2 separate regions of the Homo sapiens genome follow, and region 1 is linked to region 2. Evidence: read pairs that join two places in POLR2A ChIA-PET (ENCODE). Cell type or tissue: Panc1. All regions are shown on one strand. Region 1 overlaps ARHGAP12 (Rho GTPase activating protein 12). Region 2 overlaps ARHGAP12 (Rho GTPase activating protein 12).

Region 1 (5,000 bases), 62 kb after region 2:
TCTGAACTCTCAAGTCACTAATTGCATTGAATAAGTGCAAGTTATTATATGTACTTCTAGTCTCCCTACCAGGTTTTAAATTCCTAAAAGAAGTTTAAATAGAGGACAGATAGAGACTACATGCATCTACTTATCTTTTGCATTATTTGCACAGTACTGGGTACATAAACATTACATAACGATAAAAGTGAACATTATTTTGGTGGTTTTGGCAAGAATTGCCATACGAATCTAAGGCACTGTTACTACAGTACTCTTAATCTGTCCATCTAGAAAAGTAGGAAACCCTTTAAAACTATTTTAAATGTAGGTAATGCACAGTTCCCACAAAGATCTTTTATACATTATTTTCATTTTGTTAAAAGAGAATTCCTAAGTAATCCTAGAAGCAAAGTTTTTAAATGTTGCACATGCAGTTACAAGGACTGTTTTCAAATTATTTCACCACCCATTTATCCATTTTCTGAAGTTTGACAGCAGCTAGACCATGCCGGACTCACAGTACCCTCTGATGGCCATCACAGGGAACTGCCTCGCCAATGTTTCTTCTGTTTCAATCTTTTTTTACCTTTAGGTGAAAAAAACAAACCGCCATGTTAATTCTACCAGAGGTGGTTCTGTTTTTCCATCACCAGATGGCATTCCTTTTTTCCTGAATGCTCCATCCATGCTGTTGTGCCCTCCCATGGAGGTTTCTGCCCTCTGTGACATCTCTTCACTCCCTCTGCCCTCTGGTTCCTCCTCTGCGCTTGCATGGCTTCTGGTATTCTTGCGTCTCTTTCTCACTCGTACCCAGTTACTACAGGGAGATATTTCCCTCTTTCTTTGCGAGTTAAAATCTGATTGGTATAAAGGCTTAGTGATAAGAAAGAAGGAAGCTGCAAATTTAGAAGTGGAAATGATACCATCATCATTTTCAGTTCTTAATGTCACCTTAAAAATCCCTGCAGATTGCTCATCTATCTCCTTTAATCACACCAGATTTAAAATTTCGTCCCTTAATATAAATTTTAAACATGTTAACTTTTTCTTTTCTAATTTTTAAATGATTGTTACTTTTTGTAGTCCCTTTAAATCTGCTTGAAATAGGCAGTATATACATTTTTTAAAAGTCAATAATATATTTGTCTACAATTTGACTATAATATGGATTAAATAGGTTTTTGTGGGCTGATCTAAGAAGCTATTCATTATATGTCCCAATGTACCTATGAGAATATGCATTTTAAAATTCCCAATTACTGAATACTGAGTAAAGTTTTAGAATATGCATTTCAGAAACTTGAGCTTTGATATTGTATGTCCACTTATGGTATTAATATGCATTAATCAATTTAGAGAAAAAGACATTTTAAAATTTAATGATTTGAAGTATTAATGGACAAGTTGCTTATTTTTTTCATTGAATATTACTATTCTAAGGCCTTTTTAAAAAACATGAATGTTTAATTCTTTTTATATCCATTGACTCTTTAAAAATTTTATTTTTATTCAGATAAAACTTATGTAACATAAAATTAACCAGTAACCATTTTAAAGGGTACAGTTCAGTGGCATTTAATATATTTACAACGTGTGTGGCTATCACCTCTGTTATAGGACTTTTCGTCACCCCAAAATAAAACCCATACCCATTAAAAGTCACTCCCCATTTCACCCTCCCCAGTCCCCTGCCCTTGATAACCACTAGCCTGCATTCTGTTTCTATGTATGGATTTACCCATTCTGGATGTTTCATTACAGTGGTGTTTTTTCAATGCTATAGGTACAATTGTGCAAGTTTACTTATTCTATATTTTTAAAATCTTATTATTACACAATTAACTGAAGATAAGGATTTTGATCAGGTGTATTGATTTTGGTATATCACACTTGTTAGCCTAAATTGAGAAGTACCTACTTTACTAAAAGAATGCAACATCAATTAGAAATTGTGGAGCCTGCAAAGTAATTATGAACTTGTGAAATTTTCCCCAGATTACCTAGTAGAATTTGAAGTTTATTGTTTTCTTGCCTATTAGGATAGAATAATATTGTTACTCAATTTAACCATAATTTGCTAGTCCTTATTAAAGCATTCCTGCTTATTTTTAATATAAAGTTTCTTTTAGAGTATCAAATACTTAGACCAACAAATATTCATGTATAAGTTTGTATATATTTTATGGGACTTAAGATATTTTTTATGAAGCTTTCTTAGTAAGCAACACAAAAACATTGGTTGATTTTGACACATATTATGTAGAGAAAGTATACTAAATAGTATGAAATAAAAATCTGTTTAAATTTTTTTCTTTTTTTTTTTTTTTCTTTTGAGACGGAGTCTCGCTCTGTCGCCCAGGCTGGAGTGCAGTGGCGCGATCTCGGCTCACTGCAACCTCCGCCTCCCACATTCAAGCAATTCTGTGTCTCAGCCTCCCAAGTAGTTGGGATTACAGGCATCTGCCACCATGCCCAGCTGATTTTTTTATTTTTAGTAGAGATGGGGTTTTACCATCTTAGCCAGACTAGTCTTGAACTCCTGACCTCGTGATCCACCTGTGTTGGCCTCCCAAAGTGCTGAGATTACAGGCGTGAGCCACCGTGCCCTGCCTTAAATGTTTTTCCTAACTCTTACTTGTGTATCCAAACCTATATTACCCATCTGCCTATTTATTTTTATGTCAAATTCAAAAACTTAGATATTTAATAGTTAAAGCTTTATTTTCTCTGTTATTGACCCTCATATTTCTTTCTTGTTATAGTACTGTTAATTTATTGGTAAATTACTTCATCATATATGTATTGAATGCCAACTACATGCTTGATACAGTACTAGGCACTGGTTATTGATGAACATAACAGATGTGGTTCCAACTTACGGCCTAATGGAGTGGATAATGAAGTAATAAAAGTAATAAAAAATACACAATTGTACTTTGCATTAAGGGTGTCTTAGTCCATTGGGGCTGGTATAGCAAAAATATAAACTGAGTGGCTTATAAACAACAGAAATTTATTTCTCACAGTTCTGGTGGCTGAGGAGTCCAAGATCAAGGCATTGATAAATTCACTGTCTGGTGAGGGCACCTTCCTGGTTCATAGATGGTTCCTTTTTGCTGTGTCCTCACATGGCAGAAATAACAAGGGTTCCCTTTTATAAGGGCACTAATTAGATTCATGTGGGCTTCACCTTCATGACCTGATCATCTCCCAAAGGCCCCACCTCCAGGTATCATTACATTTGAGATTAGATTTCAACGTACAAATTTTGAGGGACACAAACATTTAGTCTGTAGTAAGTACAATAAGGCAAACAAACTGAGGCAGTCATAAATAGTGGGAAGTTTACTTAAAAGTGGTCAGGAAAAGCCCTAAAGTAACATTGAAGTGGAGATATTACCAGCTACCCAGTTGCTCAAGCTTGACAGTTTCCCCAAGATCTTTGCTCTCACCCTAGCAAAAGTCCCTGTCAATTTTGTCTTCTGAATCTGTCAAATTGGGCCCCTTTTCTCTGTCACTGCCACCACATTCAGGTCTTTATCATCTCTTATAGTAATGATTAAAATAGTATTCTAGTTGGTTCCTGGTCATGCTACCCTTTCTTAGTGCATTCTTTCTGCTACCTCATTTCTTGCCACTTCTCCACCTCACCCAATACTTGGGGGAATTTAAAATCCTTCAAATATGAAATGCTGTCTTTAGCCCCTGTGCCTTTCACTGTTGGTTGTTTTTATCTCCTGCTGTTTCAGTCTAGCTGACTCCTGTTCCTTAGTTCAAGTGTCAAGTTCCCCAGGAGGCTGTCTGATGTCTTTCTCTCCCAGGTTGAGTTAGGCATAGCTTTCTCATAGCATGTATCACATTGCATGGGAATTGTTCTTTGTATTTGTACGTTTTGGGTGTAGCAAATTTTGTTCTTTATGTTCAAGTTAGAGTGATTAATAGAGCATTAGTACTTGGGTCTTGATCCCTGTGACCATTTGGTGAAAGTTCTGGACCTTTTCTTTGAGTGATGCATATATACATGCTCAGTTATGTTCCAGTTTCAGTCTATCCGTTGATTTGGGTGAGAATCCCTGATCTAGACTCTCCCTCTCATCCTTAGGCTTAGGCTGTCTATCACTACTGCTATGCCATCCATTTTTCTTCCTGTTTTGATGCCTGTGTTTCCTTCCTGCCTCTGCTTTTTTTTTTTTTTAATACAAATTCAGCTGTGGCATTTTTAAAATGGGCTTAATTCCCACCTCTCTGCCTTTCCAATTGCTGAGTTCCCTAGCTTAAGTAATCAGTGCCCATCCACTCAGATTAATGTTGTTACTTAGTTCCCATATGATGGAAAGATTGTTTTCTCCCTGCTTTTGAGGGGTGCAGGCGGCAAATTAAAAATGTTCTTCTTTAACATCTTATGCAGCTGCCTTGCTGTGATCTGTTGAAAGTCAGCCCTCAACATGAAGGTTTATGAGAAAAAGAAAAAAAAAAAATCTCACACATACTTACAATTGTGTTATTAATGTTTTTGTTGAGGAGCAACATAGTTCTTACGAAAAATATCAAACTTGCGTATCTAAGGAGATTTAAGCTGTGCTTTATGAAAAAATTACAATAAAACTTCATATGGGCTATTTCCCAAGTCCCCAGTATACCAAAAATGTAAATTGACATAGCAGTTTGTCAGCTTTGTCTACAGATGTCAGTTTTTATCAGACCAGACGAAACTTTCAGACATTGGTAAAAAAAATGCTCAATATTATGTTTATCTCTCATGCAGAAAAATGTATATTTTCTGATTAAAGTACATTGAGAAAATATAGCAGAGTAATCAGTTAAATAGAATTGGGGATACTTCTTCCTTGTGAGAGAGAGAGAGAGAGTGCGTGTGTATGAGTGCTTTAGTTGAATTAAAATTGACTATTGTCTCATACAGATAATGCTTAGTAATGTTGAATGATTACTATGGACTCAGCTCATTTTAATTAAATTCATTTGCTTCTAGGAAACTAAAGCAGTGAGAAAGTGCTTCT
Region 2 (5,000 bases):
CCATATCTACAAAATAGTTTGTTGGGATTTTGATTGGAATTGGATTGAATCTACAGATCAAACTGGAAAGAATTGACATCTTAACACTATAGTCTTGTAATTCATGGACAAGGACTATGTCTTCATTTATTTAGACTGTTTTCGATAACGTTCATTAGAGTTTTGTAGTTTTCTATAACCTTTAGCTATCACCCCACTGTCGTCTGTGGTCCTCAGCACCAAGCAACCATTAATCTATTCTCTATCTCCATAGATTTTCCGATTCTGGACCTTTTATTTTAGTGGAATCATATTTATGTGGTCTTTTGTGACTGCTTTCTTGCACTTGACTAAATGTTTTCAATGTTCAGCCATGTTGTGTGTAGCATGTATCAGTACTGCATTCCTTTTTGTGGTGGAATAATATTCTATTGTTTATCCATCTGCCACTTTTGGAGCATTTTGATTGTTGCCACCTTTTTTGGCTAGTATGAATAATTCTGCTATAAACATCTGTGGACGTGTTTTTTTTTGTTTGTTGTTGTTACACTATTTTATTGTTGTGGGAACATCACAGAGTGTACTTACACAAACCTAGATGGTCTATCCTCCTCCACACCCAGGCTAGATGGTGTAGCCCGTTGCTCCTAGGCTACAAACCTGTACAGCATGTGACTGTCCTGAATACTGTAGGCAGTTATAACACAGTGCTAAGTATTTGTGTATCTAAACATAGAAAAGGTACAGCAAAAATACAGTATTATAATCTTATGGGACCACGTTTGTGTATGTGGTCCACCATTACTGAAACGTTATTCAGCATATGACTGCATATAAAAATGCAGTTGGGCCAGGTGCGGTGCTCACGCCTGTAATTCCAGCACTTTGGGAGGCCGAGGTGGGCAGATCACGAGGTCAAGAGATCAGGACCATCCCACCAGCAATGCATTAGGGTTCCAATTTTTCCACATCCTTGTCAATACTTTTTATTATCTGGCTTTTTGCTTATGGTTATTCTAGTGAGTAGGAAGTGTCTGATTGTGGTTTTAATTTGCATTTGCCTCATGATTAATGACGTTGAGCATCTTTTCATATGTTCATTTGCTATTTATATATTTTCCTTGGAGACATATTTATTCAAATTCTTGGCACATTTTTAAGTTGCGTTGCCTTATTATTGAGTTGTAAGAATTCGTTATATAGTTTAGGTAGAGGTCACTTACCAAATGTATGATTTGCAAATATTTTCTCCCCTCTCCCATTCTGTAGTTGTTGAGACAAGGTTTTGCTCTCTTGCCCAGGATGGAGTGCAGTGGTGCGATCATGGCTCACTGCAGCCTTGACCTCCTGGGTTCAAGCGATTTTCCCACCTCAGCCTCCCAAGTAGCTGGGACAGCAGGCTCAAAAACAAGCCTGGCTAGTTTTTGTATTTTTTGTAGAGATGGGATTTTACCTTGTTGCCCACGCTGGCCTCAAACTCCTGGGCGCAAGCGATCTGCCTGCCTTGACCTCCCAAAGTGCTGGGATTACAGGAGTGAGCCATTGAACCCAGCCTAATAGTAGATATTTTCAGTTTCCCGTCTAATAGTTCCATCTGTGCCACAGCTGAGTTTGATTCTGTTGCTTGCTTTGTTTCTTCATACTGTTTTTTTCTTGCCTTTTGGCATGCCTTGCAATTTTTGGTTGAAAGCCAGACACCATATATCAGGTGATAGGAACTGAAGTGGGGTATTGGGTTATCTGAGTAGAAACTGGATTGCTTTTAATGTTCGCTGTAGTTGTAGGTACCAGAGGCTTTAAATTCTTCAGACATCAGTGTTTGTCTCTAAGAGATTTTCCTTAGTATCTACTTAGATACTAAGTATCTAAGATTTTCCTTAGATACTACTTAAGGTAGGCGCCCCCACCCCACACCCAACTCCCACCCTGTGCCCCTCAGTTCACTGTTGATGTACTGGAGGCCTGTTGGAGTGGTGGTAAAGTATGGGGAAGGGGATAGTGTTCTGTTAGGATTAAATCTTAGCCTTTTAGTGTGTGTGCGTCATGAGCTGTGAATTTTACAAGTGTCTCTTAGTTTACCCTTTCCCTTAGGCAAGACCAGGGATGTGGAGTCTGGGAAGTGCCCTTTCCTCAGGTCAGATAAGGCTCTGGTAAACCCTTTTAAGTCTTTGTAAGTCTAGGAAGTAAGTCTTTGTTATGATGAATGACTTGGGCTTATTTCATACTAGTTATTTTTTCCCTCCCCTTGTCAGAGCTATGGGAGTATCTTCTTGGCTCTTTACTGTAGGAAGCTGATGTTGTTTTTGGAAGTAAACCCCACAAAAGTATAAGGTCTTTCTTTCAAGACTGCCACTCCTAGAAGTTAGTCATTCTCATCCTAGTCCACACTTAGCCTCCAGCAGTTCATTGAAATGACCTTTAAATGTTCCTTCCAGTTTATAGCTCCAGGGTTTCTGTTCCAGGGAAATAGATCTGTGTGACTCTGAATTTGCCTTGCTCTCCAAATTTTGGGGTAGTGGTTTGACACGTGACTTTGGTTCTGTAATGGGTCCTAGAAATAAATTATTTTCAGTTTGTTCAGCTTTTATCTTGGTGTTAGGATGAGAATGATGACTTCCAAGCTTGTTACATGTCTGAGCTAAAATAGGAAGTTCTACAGTTGATTTTCATGTTCATCTTGTATCTTGCCACCTTGCCTAACTCACTCACTGATTTTATGAGATGTTTTTGTATGGTTTATTAAGAACCATATACTTTGCTGAAGCCCTTTTTTTCCCCCTCATAATCACATTGATGTTCGTTTAATATGTGTGTCTTATCAATCTTGAGTATCAAGTTTCCCAGGTCCCTATCATTAGAAAGTATGATCTGAAACTGGGGAGTAGAAATGATAGGACTTTTCTCTATGAGGCTGACACGATGCCAGAAGAAAAAGTGATAACTGACAACCTGACATTTAGGAAGAAGGCCAGAAATCTATAAAGCTTAGAATCATATTATTTTAAAAATGCAATAATGAGTTTTTATGATGATGACCATAAATCTAGAAATGTTTACATTTGTTACATACTAGCTTTTTTTTTTTTTTTCAAAGTAAAAAAAGTTTAATGATGTCCTGGATCACATCCATTATTTTATTTTATTTATATATATATTTTTATTATACTTTAAGTTCTTGGGTACATCTGCACAATGTGCAGGTTTGTTACATATGTATACATGGGCCATGTTGGTGTGCTGCACCCATTAACTCGTCATTTACGTTAGGTATATCTCCTAATGCTATCCCTCCCCGCTCCCCCCACCCCACAACAGGCCCCGGTGTGTGATGTTCCCCTTCCTGTGTCCAAGTGTTCTCATTGTTCATTTCCCACCTGTGAGTGAGAACATGCGGTGTTTGGTTTTTTGTGCTTGCGATAGTTTGCTGAGAATGATGGTTTCCAGCTTCATCCATGTCCCTACAAAGGACATGAACTCATCCTTTTTTATGGCTGCATAGTATTCCATGGTATATATGTGCCACATTTTCTTAATGCAGTCTATCATTGTTGGACATTTGGGTTGGTTCCAAGACTTTGCTATTGTGAATAATGCCGCAATAAACATACGTGTGCATGTGTCTTTATAGCAGCATGATTTATAATTCTTGGGGTATATACCCAGTAATGGGTTGGCTGGGTCAAATGGTATTTCTAGTTCTAGATCCTTGAGGAATCGCCACACTGCCTTCCACAATGGTTGAACTAGTTTACAGTCCCACCAATGTAAAAGTGTTCCTATTTCTCTACATCCTCTCCAGCACCTGTTGTTTCCTGACTTTTTAATGATCGCCATTCTAACTGGTGTGAGATGGTATCGCATTATGGTTTTGATTTGCATTTCTCTGATGGCCAGTGATGGTGAGCATTTTTTCATGTGTCTGTTGGCTGCATAAATGTCTTCTTTTGAGAAGTGTCTGTTTATATCCTTTGCCCACTTGTTGATGGGGTTTTTTCTTGTAAATTTGTTTAAGTTCTTTGTAGATTCTGGATATTAGCCGTTTGTCAGATAAGTAGATTGCACAAATTTTCTCCCATTCTGTAGGTTGCCTGTTCACTCTGATGGTAGTTTCTTTTGCTGTGCAGAAGCTCTTTAGTTTAATTCGATCCCATTTGTCAATTTTGGCTTCTGTTGCCATTGCTTTTGGTGTTTTAGACATGAAGTCCTTGCCCATGCCTATGTCCTGAATGGTATTGCCTAAGTTTTCTTCTAGGGTTTTTATGGTTTTAGGTCTAACATTTAAGTCTTTAATCCATCTTGAATTAATTTTTGTGTAAGGTATAAGGAAGGGATCCAGTTTCAGCTTTCTACATATGGCAAACCAGTTTTCCCAGCACCATTTATTAAATAGGGAATCCTTTCCCCTTTTCTTGTTTTTGTCAGGTTTGTCAAAGATTAGATAGTTGTAGATGTGTGGTATTATTTCTGAGGCCTCTGTTCTGTTCCATTGGTCTGTATCTCTGTTTTGGTACCAGTACCATGCTGTTTTGGTTACTGTAGCCTTGTAGTATAGTTTGAAGTCAGGTAGCGTGATGCCTCCAGCTTTGTACTTTTGGCTTAGGATTGACTTGGTGATGCGGGCTCTTTTTTGGTTCCATATGAACTTTAAAGTAGTTTTTTCCAATTCTGTGAAGAAAGTCACTGGTAGCTTGTTGGGGATGGCAATGAATCTATAATCTACCTTGGGCAGTATGGCCATTTTCACGATATTGATTCTTCCTATCCATGAGCATGGAATGTTCTTCCATTTGTTTGTATCCTCTTTTATTTCACTGAGCAGTGGTTTGTAGTTCTCCTTGAAGAGGTCCTTCACATCCCTTGTAAGTTGGATTCCTAGGTATTTTATTTTCTTTGAAGCAATTGTGAATGGGAGTTCACTCATGATTTGGCTCTCTGTTTGTCTGTTATTGGTGTATAAGAATGCTTGTGATTTTTGCACATTGATTTTGTATCCTGAGACTTTGCTGAAGTTGCTTATCAGC

What was found. Peaks named below come from ENCODE experiments on the same cell type or tissue, not always from the same donor. Only the 100,000 strongest peaks of a DNase experiment are listed, where the experiment ranks them.
Region 1: POLR2A ChIA-PET joins it to region 2 with 13 read pairs; 3 of 35 experiments call an interaction of 5 or more read pairs at or near these places.

What each region holds. Positions count from the first base shown.
Region 1 is chr10:31,832,512-31,837,511 of GRCh38, reverse strand. The region is part of intron 9 of ARHGAP12 (Rho GTPase activating protein 12); the gene reads left to right. Among named protein-coding and RNA genes, the nearest start is that of ARHGAP12, 94 kb to the left of the region's middle. In Panc1, CTCF peaks have their summits at 333 and 533 (motif pointing left); a DNase peak (open chromatin) is centred at 451; H3K27ac peaks cover 640 bases.
Region 2 is chr10:31,894,377-31,899,376 of GRCh38, reverse strand. The region is part of intron 3 of ARHGAP12 (Rho GTPase activating protein 12); the gene reads left to right. Among named protein-coding and RNA genes, the nearest start is that of ARHGAP12, 32 kb to the left of the region's middle. In Panc1, no CTCF peak of the experiment used is centred here; a DNase peak (open chromatin) is centred at 2,617; H3K27ac peaks cover 346 bases.